Regions from separate parts of the Homo sapiens genome. Here region 2 is linked to region 1. A link is an interaction called in ENCODE POLR2A ChIA-PET data of the cell type or tissue named here. Cell type or tissue: PC-9. All regions are shown on one strand. Links, peaks and the distances in the headings refer to the core of each region. The heading gives the core; the rest is flanking DNA.

Region 1 (6,765 bases), core at 1,776-4,275:
ACAGTACCCTTTATGATAAACCATAAACGTAAATAAAGTGTTTTTCTGAGTTCTGTGCCCCATTTTAGAAAATTATTGCACATGAGGAGAGGGTCATGGGAAACCCCAACTTATAGTGGGTGGATCAGAAGTACAAGAGGCCTGGACTTGAGATTGGCATTTTAGGTGGGAGCAGTCTTGTGGGATTGAGCCCTTAACTTGTGGGATCTGACCCAAACTCCAGGTAGATTGTGTCAGAATTGAATTGTGGGACACCCAACTGGTGTCAGAGCATTTTCAGTGTGGAAAAAAACCCTGTACACCTGGTGTTAGCAGTGTTCTGTGTGACAGTGTAGAGAGACAGAGTTTGTTTTATCAGACAGTGAGATAATAAATGTGTTTTGCTTTCAGCCACTAAATTTTGGGGTAATTATTTTAAATTTATTTATTTTTGAGATAGAGTCTTTCTCTGTCACTCAGGCTGGAGTGCAGTGGCATGATCTTGGCTCACTGCAACCTCCGCCTCCCAGGTTCAAGCGATTCTCTTGCCTCAATCTCCTGAGTAGCTGGGATTACAGGTGCCCGCCACCATGCCTGGCTAATTTTTGTATTTTTAGTAGAGTTGGGGTTTCGCCATGTTGGTCCGGCTGGTCTCGAACTCCTGACTTCAAGTGATCCTCTCACCTCAGCCTCCCAAAGTGCTGGGATTACAGGCATGAGCCACCATGCCTGGCCTTAAAATGTATTTTTAACTGACACATAATAATTATATATAGTTATGAGGCTGGAATAAGTTTTATACAGGAATAGATAATAAATATACCTCCCTTCTTAAAACTACTCTCCCATGAATTTGCACAACTGCTTTTCATTCTAACTCCATCAATTGCTCTCTTTCCTTTGTGGGCTCTTCTACTATTGCTGTTTTTCAGCTCCTGCTGTTTCCCCAAGGTCTTCTCTTCATCTCTGTATACATTTTCTTGCTGGTCTCATCCATTCAAATGCCATCTATAAGCCAGTGATCCCTCAAGTTTATATCTGTGGCTCTTTGGAGGACCAGACCCATATATTCAACTGCCTAAAGAGAATTCCCACCTGGACATTGCTCTCACAAGACACGGACTCAGCATGTCAAAAAAGGAACTTGTCACTTCCCATCGGACTCTGTATCCTTCTGTGTTTCTTGCCTCAGTAAGCCACAATCACCCGGTTGCTCAAACCAGAAACCTGAGAGTTGTCTTTGTTTTTTCAACAAATATTGATGGAGCACCTACAATGTGCCAAACTGCTTTAGGCTCATGGATAGTGACATTCCTGTGGGAGACAGACAATGAGGATAATCGACTATAATAGTATGTTAGAGTGCTGCACACACACACACACACACACACCCATACACACGTCTCACAGTAAGTGCTGTGGGGAAAAACTGAGCAGGCAGAAGAATGTATGTCACAGTACATGAGTTGTAACATTAGGTGGTGAGAATAGACCTCTCCAAGAAGGAGACACTTGAAGAAAGAGAGGTCTATGCTATGTGAATATTTGGGAGAAGAGCATTTCAAGAGGGGACAGTGAGTGCAAATGCCTTGACCAGTGCCTTAACTGGGGGTTTGGGGAACAGCAAGGTGGCCAGTGTGGCTGGAACAGAGCGAGACAGAGGGAGATTTTTAGTGATGAGGTTAGTGAGGCACCCAAGCCCAGGTCATGGACAGCATTCCTGGCCATTGTAAGAAGCCTGGGCTTTACTCCGAGTACAATAGGAAGCTGTGGAGGGTTTGCAATGGAGAAATCACATGATCACTCTGGTTACTATCTTTAGAGTAGGTTGTAGAGAAACTATTCCTCTTATTTTTATCTCTTAGCCCCCAAATCCTACTTTTCTCACTAAACCCCATTTATTTTACCTCTTAAATATATCTTGAATCCATCTAGTTCTCTTAATTTCTATTTTAACTACCTAAGTCAAGCCAACAGCAGCCTTCATTGAATGATTCATTCAGTCAGTCATTCAACGAATACTTACTGAGCAGCTATTATGTTCTAAGCACTATTCCTATTCTCTATGCTTGGAACACAGCAATGAACAAAAATAAAAAAGAAAAGAAAAAAGAAGAGACCAGCCTATGTGGAGCCTACATTTCTCCCTCAGATTTATTGCTTTTTAAAGAACTTCACTTAAGTTGTCTTAGGAACTTATTTGGTTACTTGCTCATTGTATCCTCTCCTCACCAGAGTGTAAATGTTGTGAGATCAGGCACATTATCAATTTTGTTCACCAGCCATATTCTCAGTGCGTAGAATAGCACCTGTTACATAATATGTACTCAATAAACACTAATTGAATGAACAAAATACTGCAACAGACTCCTAATTGGTCTGTTTCCAGTGACTTTTAAACTTTCTTTGACTTTGACCCACAGTAAGAAAAATATTTTGTGCTGTAACCTAGTAACACTTACACACATGCATACATGCTTATAGATGCATATGTAAAATTAAAAGTATTGTTACATGTGATGCCATCTGATTGTATGTGAAGCCGTCTGATAATATTTATTGTATCCTATTATGTTTTACTGAAAAAAAACTCTGCCAGTTACAACTTAAAGAAAATTAAAAAAAAAATTTTTTTTGAGATGGGGTCTCACTGTGTTGCCCAGGCTGCTCTTGAACTCCTGGGCTCAAGTAATCTTCCCACCTCAGCTTTCCCAGTAGCTGGGATTGCAGGTTGCACAACTGCACCCAGCACAACTTTAAATTTGATTTCAGAATCCACTCATGTGACTTAACCAGAAGTTTGGCAAATACTGTCCTTATCTATTCTCCACAACCAGAGTGCTCTTTCTAACCTAGAAGTATTCTTATGTGACTTCCCTACATAAAAGCTTTCCATGGCAATCTGTCAGCCTCAGGCATTTTTGCCCAAACGTCAGTCATTCATGGTTGTTCATGTACCAACTATAATCTAGGTAGTATTCTGTCAGTTGAATTACTTTTGTCAGTCAACCTCATCCTAAGCAAAAATATAAGATAAGCAATGTGTTGCATGTATGAAATAGATCTATATCTATCTATCTATATATTTTCTATGCGTGTTCACCCCATTAACTACAAAAATTAAAAAAAATAGTATTCTGTGTACCATCTAAGATCTTCTTATCATCCAGCCACACTTTGGGAAAGACTGTTCTTGGGATAAAGGAAGGTCAGATACCTCAACTAAGTCCACAAGGCACTCTGGAGCTTGCTGGTGCTTTCCACTGCAGTATCATTTTTTTTTTCTTTTTTACCACTTCCTGCATGCATTCATTCGGAATGACTCGCAGGTGCCTGAACACACTGAGCTCCTTTTGGCACTAGGACTCTGCATATGCCATCTCCTTCCTCTGCTCAGGACTCCACCAGTACCACCCCCTTTCATGTCTCAGCTAAAATGTCATGTTGGGGAAGCTGTCCTGGCCCGGGGCTGCACAGGTCCTCTTCCAGTGTCCTCCTCCAGCGTCCGGTGCTCATCTCTATATTAGAATGTATCACCCTGCAGTGAAGCAGTTTATTCACCTGTTTTACTCCACCAACTGATGGTTGTAAGCTTCTGGCCTAGAAGAGTATTTTATTTACCACAGTATTTCTGGTATTTAGTATAGTCCCAGACATTCAATAACAATTTGTTTGATGAATAAAAGAACAGATGTACGGATTTCTCAATGGACTGAATATCCCTGACACTCAGCTCATTGCCTGACACATACTAGGTATTCAAAAACCACGATTGAGCAATTGAAAGAAGTGAGGGCTCATTCTCACCCTAGCTACATTATCTATTTACTTATTTATTTATTTTTTGAGATAGAGTCTTGCTCTGTCACCTAGGCTGGAGTGCAATGGTGATCATAGCTCACTGCAGCCTCAACTGCCCAGACTCAAGCAACCCTCCTACCTCAGCCCACCAAGTAGCTGGGACCACAGGCATGCATCACCACACCCGGCTAATTTCATTTTTAAAATTTTTCTTGACACAGGGTCTTACTCTGTATGCCCAGGCTGGAGTGCAATGGTGTGATCATAGCTCATTGCAGCCTTGACTTCCCAGGCCCAAGTGATCCTCCCACCTCAGCCTCCCAAATAGCTGGGACTACAGCCATGTGCCACCATGCCCAGCTAATTTTTTGATTTTTTGTAGAGATGGCGTCTCACTATGTTGCTCAGGCTGGCCTCAAACTCTTGGGCTCAAGCGATCCTCCCACCTCCCAAGGTGCTGTGATCACAGGCATGAGCCACTGCGCCCGGCCTCCTCCATTAGTTTACAGCTTCTCATGAACTTAGAACGTGTCTTAGTCTTCTTTGAACCTTAACACTGTGTTCTTACACAGCTACATACTTTTCTTCAGGAAGTGTAAAATGGTTGCCTTCGTGAAAAATCAAGTAGGAAAGAAAAGGTAAAACAGAGTTAACCCCAATGCTTAATTCTTGTGTCTTTGCCTGTTTTGACCTTTTCCCCATATCTTCCCCTGTGTCCCTCCAAACCACAGTTACTGCACAGCTGATAGGCTTTAGTGCAATCCTGTATCTGTTTTATCCCTTTTGTGGTGCCATTTGTAGCTCTTGGCATGTGGGTTTTAAATAAATATTTAAGCCGAATATTGGCAAGTTAGAAAGATAGTAATGGAGGGAAAATGGACGCTTTTTCTCTGTGTTGAATTACTACATATAACAGGGTAGTTTTGATATACTTTGATGAGCCCAGAATTCTCACATGCTTTTTAATTCAAATCATATTGAGAGTAAAAACAAGAAATAAAAAAATCATTTCTGCATTATATTGCACCATCTTGGCAATAAGCAAATTGTGAGATCTCTGAACACTCTGGGATGGTAAAAATTGTTATTATTTCTCTCTTATGAAAACCCACAACTTTAATACATGAATAGTTAACTTGTCTTCATTCTGGTTAAACTTTGGGAAAGAAGAGATAGGCACTTGATTCACTGGTGTTGGCCGGATAGAAAGTAGCAAGCATCCTTAAAATAGACCAATGTCATCAGCCTTATAAAATTGTTGAGGCAAAGATTATGCTCAGAAATAAAATATCTGAAAAATGGCAGTTTTTTTTTGCAGGTTAATTTTTTTTCCTAGTGCCATCTACCTATTGCATACCCTTTTTATTCCCCATGGAAAACATTCTGAAAGGTATTTTCCCACCTAAATCACCTCTCTCAACATGTTCTTTTTTTTTTTTTTTTGTCCTTGTATAGTTTCTCTTCTTTTCCTCACCCCAATCCACTTGTAGAAACTGATGTCTTTTCTCTATTGAATTTTATTTTTAGGAAATTTGGTTCAGTGTTACCTTTAGGTTATTTTAAATAGTAATAATAGCAACTACAATATCAACACCACATAGAACATTTAACTATGTGTCAGTTATTGTTCTAACTGCTTTACATTGCCAGGTGTGGTGGTTCATGCCTGTAATCCCAGTATTTAGGGAGGCCGAGCTGGGAGGCTCGCTTTGAGGCCAGGACTTTGAGATCAGCCTGGGCAATACTGCCAGATCCTATTGCTACAAAAATACAAAAATCAGCCAGGCATGGTGGTGCACACTTGTAGTCCCAGGTACTCAGGAGGCTGAGGTGGGAGGATCACTTGAGCCTGGGAGTTTGAGGCTGCAGTGAACTATGATTGTACCACTGCCTTCCAGCCTGGGCAACAGAGACCTTGTCTCTAAAATAAATAAATAAATAAACAAACACTAAACTACTCTATGTTAATATTTAATAGCCATAATATCCCTAAAAAGAAGGTACTATTCTTAGCTCCATTTGCTAGATGGGGCACTTGACAGCACAGAGAGGTTAAGTAACTTAAGATTGCAAAGCCAGTAAGTGGTAGAGTCAGGATTCAAACCCTGGCTTCAGCTGCAGAATCTGTGGACTTAATCACCAGACTAACCTCTAGGCACTAGTAGATATTATCCTCATATTATTTATTTTTTCCTTACCCACAAATATCATCCTGGCCCAAGACCTCATTTTCATTCATTCTTATGTATCTTGGCCTTTCAGTGGTGTCTTCCCTTGTGCCCCTCTAAACCATAGTTATCTCACAACTGATGAACTTTAGTGCAACCTAGTACCTTCTTTAGATGTTTCTAAGAGGTGCAGGGTTTTTTGTCTCAAACTCAAGAAATTACCTCCACTCTATATCCTCAGCAGGAGACAGTAGACTATTCATTAGTTTTAGAATATATCAGCTATCTGGGATGCCCTTTGCCCTCCAGCGGAGGGCTAGGTAAGAGAGAATAAACAAAAAAGCTAAGAAATTTCTGGCAAATAACCTTTCACCTAGGTCCCCAACCCTTCCATTTCCCCAGGCCTGAAGCATATCTGAAGCAGGAATTCAGGGGGTCCCAGGATGTCCCAGGAAAAGAACTCCTTTAGGAACAGGAAAAGCCATATTTTTCTGGGTACAGTAGGAGTGACGCAGTAGAGGCAGGTTCTTGTGGATTAATCTGTAGCAAAGCTATGAATTTAGAGTTTTGCAAAGAAAAGGACAAGTTTATCCTTAAGGTAGAACCAGCTTTGACGAATGGCTAGTGCTGCAGGGAGCCATAAGGATAGAGAAGACAGAACTTCCATCTAGTCTTGAGTCTGAGAATACTAGAAAAAAGGAAGGAAAGAGATTACTAGAGGAGGGTCTGAAGACCTGGTGAAGCAGGAAAGAGATGGAAGTACATTCTTCTCCTGGAAGGAGTGCAAAGACCAAGCCTCAGAACTAATTCCAGAGCC
Region 2 (6,765 bases), core at 2,779-5,278, 150 kb after region 1:
GCTATCCCTCCCCCCTCCCCCCACCCCACAACAGTCCCCGGTTTATGATGTTCCCCTTCCTCTGTCCAGGTGTTCTCATTGTTCAATTCCCACCTATGAGTGAGAACATGCAGTGTTTGGTTTTTTGTCCTTGTGATAGTTTGCTGAGAATGATGGTTTCCAGCTTCATCCATGTCCCTACAAAGGACATGAACTCATCCTTTTTTATGGCTGCATAGTATTCCATGGTGTATATGTGCCACATTTTCTTAATCCAGTCTATCGTTGTTGGACATTTGGGTTGGTTCCAAGTCTTTGCTATTGTGAATAGTGCAGCAGTAAACAACTCAGTAATTTGAAATTTAAAAAAAGTTTAACTCAATGATTATTGAGTTGAAAGTACTGAGTGCCATAGAAGAGGTACAGATAGAATTCTGTGGAAACTTAAAGATACCTTTCACCTGGGAGAAAAGGACAGAGTATCCCAAAGGAGATGGGTTGGGTCTCAAAGGGAATATAGTATTTGAACACCCAAAGGTGGACATTCCCAATCGAAGGAGCAGCGTGAATCAGGGCAAAAGTAGGAAAGCATGAGATGGTAGGTATTTCGGTTTGTCTGAAAGGGTTACCAAGAGAAAGAGTGAAATATAAAGATGTAAAAGTAAATCAGAATAGACATAGTGTTGTTAGTTGTCTTTTTAAAATGTGTGTATCTTGTTTTCCCAATTATGTTATAAACTTTGAAGACAAGTAGTATGTCTTATACTTTTAACCTCCTACAACAAGGGGTTTGGATATAGTAGTAGTATTTGGTAAAAATTTTGTTAAATGTATGAAAGGGAGAAACAGTAGTTTCCCCAACAAGCATTATTCAAGGTAACTTCTTGTCATACCCTTCTGTTTACTTAGACTGTGGTTTTATCAGTAAAAACTATTTTAGAGCTTCATAGTAGTGGTTCTTTACAGCTTAGAAATCATTGCGGGGGCCAGTGGCACAATGGATAACACACCTGACTATGAATCAGAAGATTCTAGGAGTCATTAGGGGATTTTCAAAAATGGGGGTTATGTGTTATGTGTCCAATTAACAATACTCAGTTTAATTCATTCCCTAAATGATATGGGAAGTGCTGGCTTGAGTTGAGGAAAAGAATAAATATAAACAAACTTAAGACTCTAAGTTCTTTTTGTATTTTATTAAATTAGATTTTAAAGGATATTTTCAGGATTCAGATTTTATTTAACCACAAATGTTTTAAAAAAGGAATTGAGTTAAAAAACTGTCTCCAGGAATTGTGTTGTATTGTGCATGGGTAACTTTTTGTTTTTTACTGTTATACAATATTTTATATGATTGAAAAAAAGATTAGAAACATCAGCTAGTCTGTTCATATTGCTATAAATTCCTGGCACTGCTGTTCTCCTTGGAAAGAGGGTATTACATACGCACATAACAAAAAGACAGGAAAATGGACTGTGCCTGTATTCATCCTTTTCTTTCCAATAGCATATGCTAATCCTTTTCATTTTTATAAAGCAAAATATATTTGACAAATGAAATTGGAAGTTACAACTTTCAAAAGCCATTTATTTTAGAGATTCTTATGGCAAAGCAATTCATTATTTTACAATATTTGTTTTGTTTTAAACTTTCTATATTATGTGCTAGGTGAAAAACCATTTCGCTGTGATGAATGTGGTATGAGATTCATACAAAAATATCATATGGAAAGGCATAAGAGAACTCATAGTGGAGAAAAACCTTACCAGTGTGAATACTGTTTACAGGTAAGAGAGATGGCTTGAAATTCTTCTACTGTAATTAAATTATACAATAATTATAAATTAGATTAGAAAATATTACAACTTAGAGCTATTTAAGGGGCCTTCTAACTCTTACAGATTAGATTTATAATAGAAAATTGGCTCAGTGAATTTGTTTGGAATTATGTATGTTATTGCATTAATATATCTTTATATTAATTGTTTTGTTTCACTTTTTCTTTTCTTGGTTGACCAAAACCACAAACAACCCACTACCATCCTCTGAATTCAACAGTATTTTTCCAGAACAGATCGTGTATTGAAACATAAACGTATGTGCCATGAAAATCATGACAAAAAACTAAATAGATGTGCCATCAAAGGTGGCCTTCTGACATCTGAGGAAGATTCTGGCTTTTCTACATCACCAAAAGACAACTCACTGCCAAAAAAGAAAAGGCAGAAAACGGAGAAAAAATCATCTGGAATGGACAAAGAGAGTGCTTTGGACAAATCTGACCTGAAAAAAGACAAAAATGATTACTTGCCTCTTTATTCTTCAAGTACTAAAGTAAAAGATGAGTATATGGTTGCAGAATATGCTGTTGAAATGCCACATTCGTCAGTTGGGGGCTCGCATTTAGAAGATGCGTCAGGAGAAATACACCCACCTAAGTTAGTTCTCAAAAAAATTAATAGTAAGAGAAGTCTGAAACAGCCACTGGAGCAAAATCAAACAATTTCACCTTTATCCACATATGAAGAGAGCAAAGTTTCAAAGTATGCTTTTGAACTTGTGGATAAACAGGCTTTACTGGACTCAGAAGGCAATGCTGACATTGATCAGGTTGATAATTTGCAGGAGGGGCCCAGTAAACCTGTGCATAGTAGTACTAATTATGATGATGCCATGCAGTTTTTGAAGAAGAAGCGGTATCTTCAAGCAGCAAGTAACAACAGCAGGGAATATGCGCTGAATGTGGGTACCATAGCTTCTCAGCCTTCTGTAACACAAGCAGCTGTGGCAAGTGTCATTGATGAAAGTACCACGGCATCCATATTAGAGTCACAGGCACTGAATGTGGAGATTAAGAGTAATCATGACAAAAATGTTATTCCAGATGAGGTACTGCAGACTCTGTTGGATCATTATTCCCACAAAGCTAATGGACAGCATGAGATATCCTTCAGTGTTGCAGATACTGAAGTGACTTCTAGCATATCAATAAATTCTTCAGAAGTACCAGAGGTCACCCCGTCAGAGAATGTTGGATCAAGCTCCCAAGCATCCTCATCAGATAAAGCCAACATGTTGCAGGAATACTCCAAGTTTCTGCAGCAGGCTTTGGACAGAACTAGCCAAAATGATGCCTATTTGAATAGCCCGAGCCTTAACTTTGTGACTGATAACCAGACCCTCCCAAATCAGCCAGCATTCTCTTCCATAGACAAGCAGGTCTATGCCACCATGCCCATCAATAGCTTTCGATCAGGAATGAATTCTCCACTAAGAACAACTCCAGATAAGTCCCACTTTGGACTAATAGTTGGTGATTCACAGCACTCATTTCCCTTTTCAGGTGATGAGACAAACCATGCTTCTGCCACATCAACACAGGACTTTCTGGATCAAGTGACTTCTCAGAAGAAAGCTGAGGCCCAGCCTGTCCACCAAGCTTACCAAATGAGCTCCTTTGAACAGCCCTTCCGTGCTCCCTATCATGGATCAAGAGCTGGAATAGCTACTCAATTTAGCACTGCCAATGGACAGGTGAACCTTCGGGGACCAGGGACAAGTGCTGAATTTTCAGAATTTCCCTTGGTGAATGTAAATGATAATAGAGCTGGGATGACATCTTCACCTGATGCCACAACTGGCCAGACTTTTGGCTAAAAAAAAAAAAAAAGTGTAAATAATACTGGCACTTTAGAACAGATTAATCAAGAGTGGGGTTACTCTGTGTAAATGGAGTGCTGTACAGATTTAAGAGCAATGCGTAATAACAAGTTAAGCTGATATGAATAGCAAGATAATCCAATAACTGCATTTCGTTTGGTTAGTCAGCATTCTTTGAACTGCCTTACATGTTGTCACCTTTATAGAAGCAATGCATTACTTGTTTTAGATCAGAAACTTGCTATTCCACCCACACCAAGTTAAAAAGGAAAAAAAAAAGACTTTCGCACAATTGTTTCCTAACTGATAACATTGTACATTCTTAGGAGATTAGTAATTGTGTGAAATTTACTCATACTGTTTCTAAGTTTTTCAGCATAGTCATTGCACTTCAGCAGGGAATCTGAGTATACTTTACAGACAGAGTGAACTTAAAAGTTTAATGTCAAGAGATTATGGCTTAAATAAATTAGTGTGTCCTATAGGGGGAAAAAAACCAAGAAACCACCTTTTAAAAAGAATGATATGCCATATACCCTTGATTTTCATTTTGCATTATATTGACGTGTTTTTTTGAAGGAAAAAAAGTAATAAAAATCTGATAGTCTAAGACTCCACTATTTAAAAGCCTAATTACTTTAAAAATATGCATACTTTCAGAACTTTTACCAAAACACACAACTGTTGAAGCAGTCACTTCTCTATGGAAGTATGCATATTGGTGTCAGTTTCTTTGTACAGTTGTACTTAGATATTTTTTATGATTTTTCATGTGCAGGTATCAAGGTTTTGAAGTTTTAGTAAAAGAAATTCTGTAGATTACATTCCCAAGAACATAATGCTTACACAAAATGTATATTCCACGTTTTAAAGCTTAATTGTATTTTACTTTACATATACACTTCAGTTAACATAGAGCACTTAGAATCTATTTGGTATTTTTGATTTCTCAAAGTAAAAAAAAAATTAGATTTTTAGGTTTGATATGGTTGTGTCATAATCATCTCGTAATTGACAATTTTAACTTTTGGCAATAAAAGGAAATTGGGATATCTTTGGAACTGTAAAACCTGGTTTAATCTTTTTCTTTCTAGACTCTTGATAGATTGGATAATTAAACAGTATCCAGAGAAACTAAAGAAATGGGCATTTTAATTGCATATTTTATCTTGAGTTACTTTTTAATGAACACTGCTCATTACAACTTTACAAACCAAAAGTGTTTACTAATTCCAGTAACTACCATTTCTTTTTCAGCTAGATGAGTGATCGGAAAATTTTTGTTGCATTTCAAAATCTAAATAAACTACAGACTTTATCCTTATACCATGAATGTTTTTTTTTAATACTCTGTCTTAAAATAATACAGCATGGTACAATAAATAGTGCTTTTATGTATATATACACACACACACTTTTCTGAAGAATGATGGTTTGAGTTATGCGTTGGGCAGTTTTGATTTTTGGAAGTTATATTAGTTATTGACTCTTTGTTACAACTTTTTCATTTTTACATTTTAAATTTTCTGCCATCGTTGTCACAATGCACATCCTGATATAGCACCAGTGAAAATCTAAAATTAATACCCTTGGAAAATGAAAATATTCTTAATTTCCATTTTGACTCTTATACTGGCCCTATAGCTCTGCAGTCTTTGTTTCAATATAGAATATGTTATCCATTTAAATTATTTTTTCTTTTATTTAATGTTATCCCAAGACTGTTCTCATAAAGAAAGGGAAGAAATAACTATCCACCCTTAACATCCTTCATTTATTTTGAATATATTGGTGTTTTTATGATAAGGAATATAAATTATATTTAATGTGGTTTCCTGTATACTTTGGTTATTAAGTTTTGCTTGAAATAGTAGTTTTCCCGTTTGACAGCTTTCTTTGCTGCCAAAGTTTTCAAGAATTTAAGACTTCTTTGAAGTAAATATTTAAGTTCTGCCATTATTGACTCTTAAGATTGTGTGTGTTGTGTTGTGCATTACATAATTACAAAAAGGCTTCATTCAGGTGATACGTTAAAAATGGAACTGTGCTCACCCTAAATAGGCATTGGTATTTTTCTCTTTTGGTGAGAGTAGGCATTTATTTCTTGAGTTGTTTTGGAGCCTGATCAAAAATTTTGTTCATGGAGAACTTGATGCAATTTTGATACAGTGGAGAGGTTTTTTTCGGTTGTTTTAACATCACCAGCATAGTTTTTAGAATGTGACTCTTGCTGAGCATTTAGGGTGAGCTTGGGAAGGAAGGCCTTTGAAAATGGTAGTTATGCAAGCAGACTTTCAGGTGTTGCATTCCTGTTTTCAACACATTTCTTTAAATCTACATAATGGCAGACTTTTCTACCAGGTTATAAGCAGTTTTTAGATAAGTGATACTCAGCCAGCATAACTTATTGACTTACCATTTACGTATAGTCATCACTCTCTTACTGTGAAATTCCAAATGCCTACCAGAGTTACCTTGTTCTATCATAATATGACAAACATCTCAACAGTTTTGGATTTCCCCACTTTGGTTCAGAAGGTTATTTAATTTCTATCTGGGCATTAATGGAGAAAATAAGTAGCCTTGTGTGCTGCTTCAGATTGAAACATGGAGGATATGAGATATTCTTCTGCAATTCATGTTTCTCATTTCTCAAAGTGAGCACATTGTTCTATAAAAACATGCTGGTACACCCTTAAACTTTTGATCAATCTGAGTGAGGTGTGCTTTTCCTCTTGGGACCTACTCACGTTTGAAGATTGGAAACATCACGTTAGGCGAGGCAGTATCTCTTGAACATCTTCTAAAGGGTTTTTTAAAACCTTATTCTCACATATTTCATTTGTCTTGAATATTTAAGTGGCTCTTAAACGTTTTGGGTCTACATGCAAATGTGGTACTTAACAAGGTAGGAATCCATCTTCTTAGCTCTGGCTGAGGGTGCCAGCCATCGGTCAGGTCATTTTTATCTCAAGAGGCAGAAGGCAGTTATGTCAAGAATTGTGCTCAGGGCAGGATTTCGTTTCCACAGAGGAGAGACACTTGCAGAGTGCCAGCTAGGTTAGATCTTTTGCCGCTTCTTTCATTTGATTAATTTGGGTTTTTAAAGGGCTGTTTAAAAAAAA

The links. ChIA-PET counts read pairs that join two places held together with the same protein. Peaks named below come from ENCODE experiments on the same cell type or tissue, not always from the same donor. Only the 100,000 strongest peaks of a DNase experiment are listed, where the experiment ranks them.
Region 2: POLR2A ChIA-PET joins it to region 1 with 18 read pairs; 3 of 35 experiments call an interaction of 5 or more read pairs at or near these places.

The regions. Positions count from the first base shown.
Region 1 is chr3:125,378,471-125,385,235 of GRCh38, reverse strand. LOC105374080 (a long non-coding RNA gene) reads right to left here. Exons shown (of 3, transcript XR_924427.3): 2 at 1,075-1,293. Among named protein-coding and RNA genes, the nearest start is that of ZNF148, 6.5 kb to the right of the region's middle. In PC-9, for the core only: no CTCF peak of the experiment used is centred there; a DNase peak (open chromatin) is centred at 3,295.
Region 2 is chr3:125,229,213-125,235,977 of GRCh38, reverse strand. ZNF148 (zinc finger protein 148) reads left to right here. Exons shown (of 9, transcript NM_021964.3): 8 at 1,649-1,767; 9 at 2,039-6,765. The coding sequence ends at 3,637. Among named protein-coding and RNA genes, the nearest start is that of SLC12A8, 20 kb to the right of the region's middle. RefSeq lists an enhancer at 2,814-4,013 and a silencer at 3,947-4,147. In PC-9, for the core only: no CTCF peak of the experiment used is centred there; a DNase peak (open chromatin) is centred at 3,897; H3K27ac peaks cover 2,451 bases.